Regions from separate parts of the Homo sapiens genome. Here regions 1 and 2 are each linked to region 3. A link is a contact called in ENCODE Hi-C data. All regions are on one chromosome and are shown on one strand. Each heading gives the region's core, a stretch centred on a gene start or an enhancer-like site at or near the end of the contact. The rest is flanking DNA. Distances are from core to core; before and after follow the strand shown. Region 1 holds the start of SDHC (succinate dehydrogenase complex subunit C). Region 2 holds the start of ATF6-DT (ATF6 divergent transcript). Region 3 holds the start of IGSF8 (immunoglobulin superfamily member 8).

What was found. Hi-C counts contacts between places; a loop is a spot of excess contacts on that map. Pooled maps may share reads with other maps.
Region 1: a loop to region 3 is called in a pooled map, with 7 times the contacts of the local background. The contact joins the promoter of SDHC here to the promoter of IGSF8 in region 3. A Hi-C loop is called at or near these places in 8 of 50 pooled maps.
Region 2: a loop to region 3 is called in a pooled map, with 4 times the contacts of the local background. The contact joins the promoter of ATF6-DT here to the promoter of IGSF8 in region 3. A Hi-C loop is called at or near these places in 8 of 50 pooled maps.

What each region holds. Positions count from the first base shown.
Region 1 is chr1:161,313,050-161,315,749 of GRCh38, forward strand. SDHC (succinate dehydrogenase complex subunit C) reads left to right here and starts at 1,332. Exons shown (of 6, transcript NM_003001.5): 1 at 1,332-1,376. The coding sequence starts at 1,357. RefSeq lists an enhancer at 908-1,671 and silencers at 1,223-1,282, 1,313-1,382.
Region 2 is chr1:161,764,891-161,767,590 of GRCh38, forward strand. ATF6-DT (ATF6 divergent transcript) reads right to left here and starts at 1,257. Exons shown (of 3, transcript NR_187280.1): 1 at 940-1,257; 2 at 534-611. It overlaps ATF6 (activating transcription factor 6), which reads left to right and starts at 1,430. Exons shown (of 16, transcript NM_007348.4): 1 at 1,430-1,552. The coding sequence starts at 1,471. LOC124904444 (a long non-coding RNA gene) reads left to right here and starts at 1,559. Exons shown (of 2, transcript XR_007066695.1): 1 at 1,559-1,916. RefSeq lists enhancers at 1,248-1,327, 1,358-1,437.
Region 3 is chr1:160,097,226-160,100,095 of GRCh38, forward strand. It overlaps IGSF8 (immunoglobulin superfamily member 8), which reads right to left and starts at 1,394. Exons shown (of 7, transcript NM_052868.6): 1 at 1,184-1,394. The coding sequence starts at 1,247. RefSeq lists enhancers at 1-55, 56-582 and a silencer at 1,149-1,978.

The DNA of each region.
Region 1 (2,700 bases), core at 82-2,581, 1.2 Mb after region 3:
GAAAAACCAAAAAAGATCTGAGTGAAAAAGGCATTCCTTGGGTTTGTTAACGTGAAGCTCCAGAGAGCCAAGTCAATGACTGGAATTTCGATAGCACAAAACTGTATTTAAATATAATAACTAACGAATAAGTTGTTCATTAAATAAAACTTGTTGTTTGAGGTACCCATCATTGAATATGGGGGGGTAGAGTCTTGAAGATCAGCTGTTATGGGTGTTGCAGAGGAGATCCCTGCATAGATAGTAGATTGGATTAGAGAGCCTCTTTCAATCCTAAAGTGTACGAATGTGCTTTGTCAAGCATTATAGAAATGCAAAGTAGTATTATTCATCTGATGCAGAAATAAGTGAATTTGTGCTATTTAAATCCTGAAGTGCAGGGATGCTAAATATACATAAGATCTGAATATTAATATAATTGAGTATTTTTTTTGTAGAAATAGGAGTTGCTCTAGCCTGTCCCTTTTACTCCTCTCCACCCTACTCCCCACAAGAGTCAAGAACTTTTGTGCTCTGTTCCCTTCCTTTATCATTTGCTCTTCTTCTTTCTTCAGTCTTGAGTGCTCGGCAGTTGATTCCTGTGCTTGGGTTCCCTAAAACTGTATATATATATATACACATATATAAATCAAAGCGTGTTCTTCCCCTCACTCCGGGTTCTTCTAGCTGTGGGTGTCACCCACATAGCGCTGAAACAACGAACAAGGGAGCATTGTCCTCGGCTAGTGGGCGCCTGGTCCATGTGGCAGCTCAAACCCAGGAATTGTGGGGTCTAATCGAGGTGGTTAGATGAGGCTCCTCGTTTTCGGGAATGGTGGTCCGCAAGGTCTTCTCGAGGCCCCTCTACACACTCCCCAACTTAGGTCACAATTTATGTATCTGTCTGGTTAAAGCTTCGTATTAGAAAGGGAGGGAACCCAAAGTATCTTTTCTCTTCGGGGTCTCAACCGGCCAACCACCACGTTTTTAGGCCGACCTGGGAGGCAGGGGGAACGCAACAGACTGCGAAGTCCTTAAGGAAGAATCTAAACAAGTCCGCCGTTTGCTGTTTGGGAGTGCGATACAAAATGAATATGTACGCAGGTGGAACGTAGACTGCAGATTTTGAGCCAGCGGCGTTTCTGCCGAAATCCTGGCAAATTCCGGTAGAAGTCGGCTGCAGGAGGCGGAGGAGGAGACTAAAAAACCAGAAAACAACCAGCAAACCAGCTAGGCAGAGCTGAGCGGAGAAGCTCCAGAGCCTTTTAAAGAGACTCTCGTCACATGACACCCCCAACCCCGACCCCCAGCCGGCGCGCCTCCGCCCTCGGGTGGCGGGGCCGCCTGGCGTCACTTCCGTCCAGACCGGAACCCAAGATGGCTGCGCTGTTGCTGAGGTGACTTCAGTGGGACTGGGAGTTGGTGCCTGCGGCCCTCCGGAGATCTGAACTGGCCCCTCACGTTTTGCTGATAACTGTTTATCCTGTGCCTGGGCAGGGAAAGGACCCATGGGTGTGGAGGCCAAGCGCTCGGGGATCCTAGAGACCCCTTTTCCCGTCCCCCCCAGCCGCTCCGGTGCGCTCCGTAGGGCTTCGGGGTCACTGACTTCGTATCGAGGGGCCCTCGGCTCTCGCCCCTTCTGTTTTCCCCACCTCCTCTAGTACTTCTAACGCAAATTGCTCTCGGGCCTGCACCCAGAGCCGAGCTCTGAGAAAATAACTTCAAGGTCAGCCACCCATGGGTCCTACGATTTCGAGAGCGTATTTAGACATTTAGCTTCGGAGAGAGAGATCTTCGTGTATTTTGCCTTTGCTTCGAATGCCTTCAGACACTAGCTGCTCCCACCGTGAGTGGGCGCTGTCTGGGTTCCCAGCGGGCTGCTGGCAAAGGGTGGATCCCTACTGGGGTGGCGATTAGCATTAGCACCCAGGGCGGACCTCTGCTGCCCCAGAGCAACCCGGGGAATTCATTTTTAGTTAATCATTTTACTTGGGAGGGAGAGTGAGTGTCCCAGTTTTTCTCTAAAATGTGAATTAGTTGTCCAGAGAAATACCCTAGATTTTCTTTCATTCTGAACTTTCCGCTGTCTAGGTCTCATTCTCTGCTCAGCCTCTCTAGTCACAGCGACTAGCGCCTTTAGACACGCCTGGTACAAATCCCAGCATAGTTTTGTGCCAGCCTTATTTTTGGAAATTGTTTGTTATGGAAAGTTAGCTTCAATGCTGTTGAGATTTCAATCCCTGATTTCCCCAAATGTGTTCTCATTTCTCTTTCCACTTCAGTCACCCAGTTTAAAAATAGAGGGACTTTGTTTAGTTTTTCTGTGACAAAATGATTCCTCTTGGAGTTGAAATCAGGGTTATCTTAATCCTTCATTTTCTCCCTGTTTTTCATCTCCATATGTATCTTCTGTCTAAGGTATGCCAAGGCTTGTCTTGCCAGTGCTGTCTTCTTTATTCCAGATGGTTTGACCATAATTGAATGCTTTTGAATTCTCTGATATATTTTGGTATCGATGTTAGGGGCTTTTGGTAAAATTAACATTTAGTTTGAAGTGATCATATTGGTTCCAAACAGTTCATTTTAGGAGTTTTGGAATTAGTGTTTAAAAGCTGAGGATCATTATAGTCATTAAGTGTATCCATACAGTATCATTTTGAGTTGTGCAGCGCTGTCCACTGAAGGGATGGGTCGCCCCTCCACACCTGTGGGTGTTTCTCG
Region 2 (2,700 bases), core at 7-2,506, 1.7 Mb after region 3:
TTTTTGAGACGCAGTCTCGCAATGTCGACCAGGCTGGTGTGCAGTGGTGCGATCTCCGCTCGCTGCAACCTCTGCCTCCCGCGTTCATGCGATTCTCCTGCCTCAGCCTCCCGAGTAGCTGGGATTACAGCTACTTGCCCGCCACCACGCCTGGCTAACTTTTTGTATTTTTAGTGGAGACAGGGTTTCACTATGTTGGCCAGGCTGGTCTCGAACTCCTGACCTCGTGATCCGCCCGCCTCGGCCTCCCAAAGTGCTGGGATTACAGGCGTGAGCCACCGCGCCCGGCCTTATTTTAGTTTTTTATGTCAATTTTTGAATTTGTAATTGGGTGAGAATTAAAGTGTTATAAATTTCACCTTAAGTGAAAATTTATTAGTTTTCTAATGACAAAAGTAGTTACATCTGACGTAAGGGGATTTAATTATCTTTTTCTGGGCTTGCGTCCCGGAACGCTGCTGCATTATGTAATCTGTAGTAATATACCCACGAGCAGTTTGGAGGGTTCTGGGAAGCACATTTGTTTTGCTTACCTACCATGGGAAAGATTCCACGTGGTCCTAGAAGCATACGTATTCGTCGGTTACAGTATTTTAAATATTCACTGGCCGCTGAAATTTAAAATGGATGAAAAAGAAATTCTCTTAAGTAGCGTTCTTGAAACTGCTTTATCAAACTCAGTTCATATTTTCAGTTGGAGTTCGTGATGTATGTGATTTTCCTTTAAATAAAACCCGAATCTTTAGTAATACAAATATTGGGAACTTCGATTACTGTAGGTCTTAGGGTAGACTCGCTTGGACTTTGACTAAATACTATGCTTTAGAAATTTATCTTTAGGAGATAAATTTGGGGGGTTTATCTTTTTATATTTGCTTTGTTTCAATTTATTTAAATAAAAGTAGTCTTTCTAGAAGTATGTTTTATAGTACCACTTACCTCGGTTACTGTCCCAGTTAAGCAGTTTTCACGAATGTGGAAAAATAGTAGTGTTTTTCTTTCATACACGCGTATATGAAAAATTTTTACATTGATAGAGAATTATTCGTAAAAATTAAAGTAAATTTACTGTTAGTCTCTAATTTTGTTCTGAGATAGCCACGCTGTGGCATTAAGAAGGATAATCAAGGAATAAGCCATAATGTTCAGAAAGGGGCTTTACTTTTTATTTTTAATATTATTGATAAACTTTGTTTAGTCGAATTGATGTCTGCGTGTCTTCCCCCGCCTTCCCCATAAAACAGCGGGACAGAAAGTCCTGAAAACTCCAAAAGGGAAATATTTACTCAGAGGTCTATTCAAATTTGCTTAGTCTCTGACGTTTTCCTGTGTCGTACAAATCCCTCGTGCGGCAAAAGTAGTTTGTCTTTACTAGGCCACCGTCTCGTCAGCGTTACGGAGTATTTTGTCCGCCTGCCGCCGCCGTCCCAGATATTAATCACGGAGTTCCAGGGAGAAGGAACTTGTGAAATGGGGGAGCCGGCTGGGGTTGCCGGCACCATGGAGTCACCTTTTAGCCCGGGACTCTTTCACAGGCTGGATGAAGATTGGGGTGAGTGGGATCTGAGAATGTACCAGGGTGGCTCGGGTTCGCGTCTAAAGGTTTCTTCCTCCCTACTTCCGCCCACTCGTGGTGACAGGTGTGGACCAACCCTGCCTGGGGAGTGAGGCCCCTCGTCACTCCTGTTCGTGCCCCTGGAAGAGTCTGGGAGTATCGTTCGGCTTCTGTCCTGGCCACAGGGAGAGTAGAATATTGTCTAACTGGAGTTAACTGTCGTTTTTCACTATTCCCACTGGGGAAGTACCGGGTGATCTTTTTGTGTGGCTAACACTGGACGTCTTTAGGAGGTTTAGAGCAAAATGGCTGGGACCGCCAAAAAGGCTACAAGCTATTTCCTGAGTGTGAAATGTGGGCGGTGAGCACAATGGAGTGGGTTTTTGTGTGTTTGGTGTATATGAGAGAATGTGGTTATATACAAGAAATTCTAATCTTACAGCTTTTACTATTGGTTTAAGCCTGATGTCCGTCTTGGCAGAAAAGCAAAACACCCAAGCACCTGACCTCGGGTCCCTGCTTAGCTACACCTAATACTTATGGTGTAATCCTGACTGCTCTCCAGATACAGCTCTTAATTTTCTTGTTAATGGATATTTTGTTTGGTTTTGGTGGTCAGGAAGGGTGGAATGGGATGAAGTGGAAATGAGAATGAAGAAACTTTGTTATCTAAGTATTTAGAGGAGACTTTTATTCTCCTCTTGATTGCAAGATATAATAGTAATATTGTTCTTAGGTTCCAATATGAATTTGGGATTGTGTAGGTTCCCAAATGGGCCCGCTAGTGAGCCTACACCACTCATCAGCCTTGGAACTGGGGGGAACCCAGTTTATCTTTCTCCCTTGGATCAGCATTCTCAATAGCAGGAGTGGAAGGAATCTCAACTTTTTATTGAACAAAGTCATTTAATTGTTTCAAGGACAGATGTTCTCTAAAACTATATTCTATTGGAGATTTATTTTAATCCTTGGGTAGATTTTTTAAGAGTTGCTGGAAAACTTAAGATTTTTTATTCCCATTTTCCCAAGCCAAATGCATTAGTGACAGTAACCATTTATTTAGCTCTTTGTGTCAGGGACCCTGTTAAACTCTTGACATGAAGTATTTTGTTTAATCCTACCAACAGTCCAATGAGGTACTGTTT
Region 3 (2,870 bases), core at 144-2,643:
GCACTTCCCCACCTCCCTGGGCTCCTCCCTGCTCCATGCTGCCCACTGGGGAAAACACACCAAGTGCTAGGCAACCCAGGCCCCACAGCGCCTTCCTCTCTGTACATCCTCCTGCCACCTGCCCAGGGACCAGGGAGAGGACTCATCCTAACCCTGCAGGGCCCAGGGACCTGCAGCAGGGGAAGGCTTTGCTTGGTGCCACTGTGGAGCTCTGGTCTAGAAACAGGCAGCTGGGGCTACCTTCAGCCTCTGCCTTGACGACAGCAGCTCTGAAGTCACCATCCCCACCCCCACGCTTCACTCTCATTTCAAGGGCTTCAGCCTCATCAACATCTGTACTGGCAGTTTCACTGTCTCCATGCCATACTCTTCCCCAGACCACCTCCTACAGGGAGCCCTCCAGTTCAGGCCAAAAACAATTCCACTGTCATTATCCCCATGCATCCATGCAAGATTGGCCCAGAACACCCCACCATGAACACCCACCACAGCAGGCACAAGGTGCTTGGAGATCCCAGGATCAGTCTCCATGGAACCTGGTTTCTCCTGAGGCAAGGAAGCTGGAACTAAGCGGTGTGAAAACTGATGGGTGGCTGCAGAGCCAAGTGCCATTTGGGAGACAGGAAGAAGGGCAAAGAGGGACCCAACCCAGGGTGGAGATGGGGGTGAGAGAGGGAACTGCCCCCAGTTGATGAAGTGCGTGGAGCGCAACTGGGAGAGACTTACTTCAAAGATCGTGGGCAGAACTGGCCTCTGGGCCTCCAGCCAACTCTGGGGCAATTATGAAGCTGGGCAGGCACTGCCCTCGTAGGGCGGGCACCCAAGGCCAGGCCTGGAGCTGAGTGTGGGGCAGAAAGGAGTCGCAGCATTTGGTGCAGCGACCCCAGTACGTGGGTATGCTAGCTGAGATGTGTGGCCTGCCCCGGGAGGCCGAGCAGTGCCTGGGGCAGCACCTTAGTGGGTCCTCTCTACGCCCCAGTCCCTGGCTTAGAGCTGGGGAGCCTGCACTCTTCCCAAGACTGGCTCGGCGGACAGCCACAAAGCGCAGCTGGACGCCGACCCCGGGGAGGCTGGAGGTACCCCTGACGGAGGAGGATGTGAGGAGCCCCGAAATGCTAGGGGGGTGCTGGATGGCAGGCACCTGCCCGGCAGGGCCGGGAACCGGAACGGGGGCCTGGCTTACCTAGCATTAGCAGCAGCAGCAGCGGCAGCGAAGGCGGCAGCAGCGTGGGCCTGAGGGCGCCCATCCTGCGCGGCCAGCTCTGGGGAGGCTCCGGGGGATGGCGCGGGTTCTGGGGGGCCGGAAGGGTGGGGGGCGCATGCCCAGGTTGAGGGCAGGAAGCGGGGCAGCGAGGCGTGGGTGCGCCGAGCGAGCTGAACTGGAGCTGCCGAATCCCCTCCCTCCGCCCCTCCCGCTGCTTTCCCTCCAGCCCTCGGCAGTTCTGAAACCATTCTCGCCCCGGCCCGCCCCGGCACCGCCCCTTCCACCGCCCCGTCTAGGCCCGCCCCGCCCCGGACCCAGCCTTGGCCCTGCCTGCCCCACCCCCGCCAGACTCCGGCCTTTGCTCCGCACCTGGCCCCGGCCCCGCCCCGCCCCTCGAAACTCACCTTTGAGTCGCATCGAGTCCCAGCCCCGCCCCGGCCCCGCCCCTCCCCGCCCCGCCCCGCCAAGACTCCAGCCCTGGATCCGCCCCGGGCCTCGGCCCAGCCCCAGTTCCGGCCCCTCCCCCGCCCCGCCCCACCAGGACTACAGTCGGACTCCAATCCTGGCTCCTCCCCGGGCCCCGGCCCCGCCCCAGTCCCAAGCCGCACCCCTTCCCCGTCCCCGCAGGGCTAACGTCAGCCTCCAATCCTGGCTCCGCCCTGGACCCCGGCCTCGCCCCGCCCCTGGCCCTGGCTCCGCCCGAGGCCCCCGCAGGAGTGAGCTAACTGCACCTCTGCGCATCGAAATTCCCACCCACCCTCGCACAGAGCGCATTCCACCCCGCACCTGCCAGCCTTTCCTGGAGAGTTGGGTGCAGGGTCCCTGGGATTGGCGAGGTGACTGTGACCACGCATTTAGAATTCAGTTATTTGCTCTGAGCCATAGTCCTCGCTGCAAACCCTGCTGAAGTAGGGGTTGGCGGAAGCCAGGAGTTCCTGAATGCGAAGGGTTTGAGCTGAAGGGCGCTTCCAGGATCCAGAAGGTCACTGGAGACCTGTTTTTCACCCCCTCAGAGGGCAAAACCAAAAGAAAAATGGATTAGGAGAGGGGGCCGTCCATGTGACGTCATTTCTGGGTTGGGTGATCCTAGCCCAGTTGTTTAACCTCCTTCAACTTCAGTTTTCTCCTCTGCAAATTGAATTGAGGTTGATCACATCACCCAAAGGGTTATTGTGATGATAGGTAATGTACATAAAGTGTTTGGCACAGGAAACTAACACAAAATGGGAGATAAGGATTATTTTGTTTTAGGTTTTGAATTATTATTTGAACTGCTTCCTAAGAGGCTTAGTTTAGACCTGGCATTTAGGTGAAGGAGTCTCTATGTTCAGTGACAGTGGGAAGAGATGAACATTGCTCTGTTCTAGGAAGAGTGGGGCTTGCCCTGGAGGTGGGAGAATGGAGGAGGCACCCTTCCCAGGTGCTCTGTCTCTTCCTGAACTGTAAAGATGGGAAGTGGGCAGGGGCAGGAAGGATGAGACCAGAATGGGGAGAAGAGATGGCCAGGTTTGCAAAGCCAAGGCTGTCAGAGTGGCTGTCAGTGGGAGGTGACCCCAGAGCCCATTTACCACCCTCTACCCTCCAACATCCTCCCTCTCCCCTCTCATCCCCCTTCCCTCCCACTCACTCACCCCCCTTTACAGAAGAGGAAACTGAGGCCCAGAGA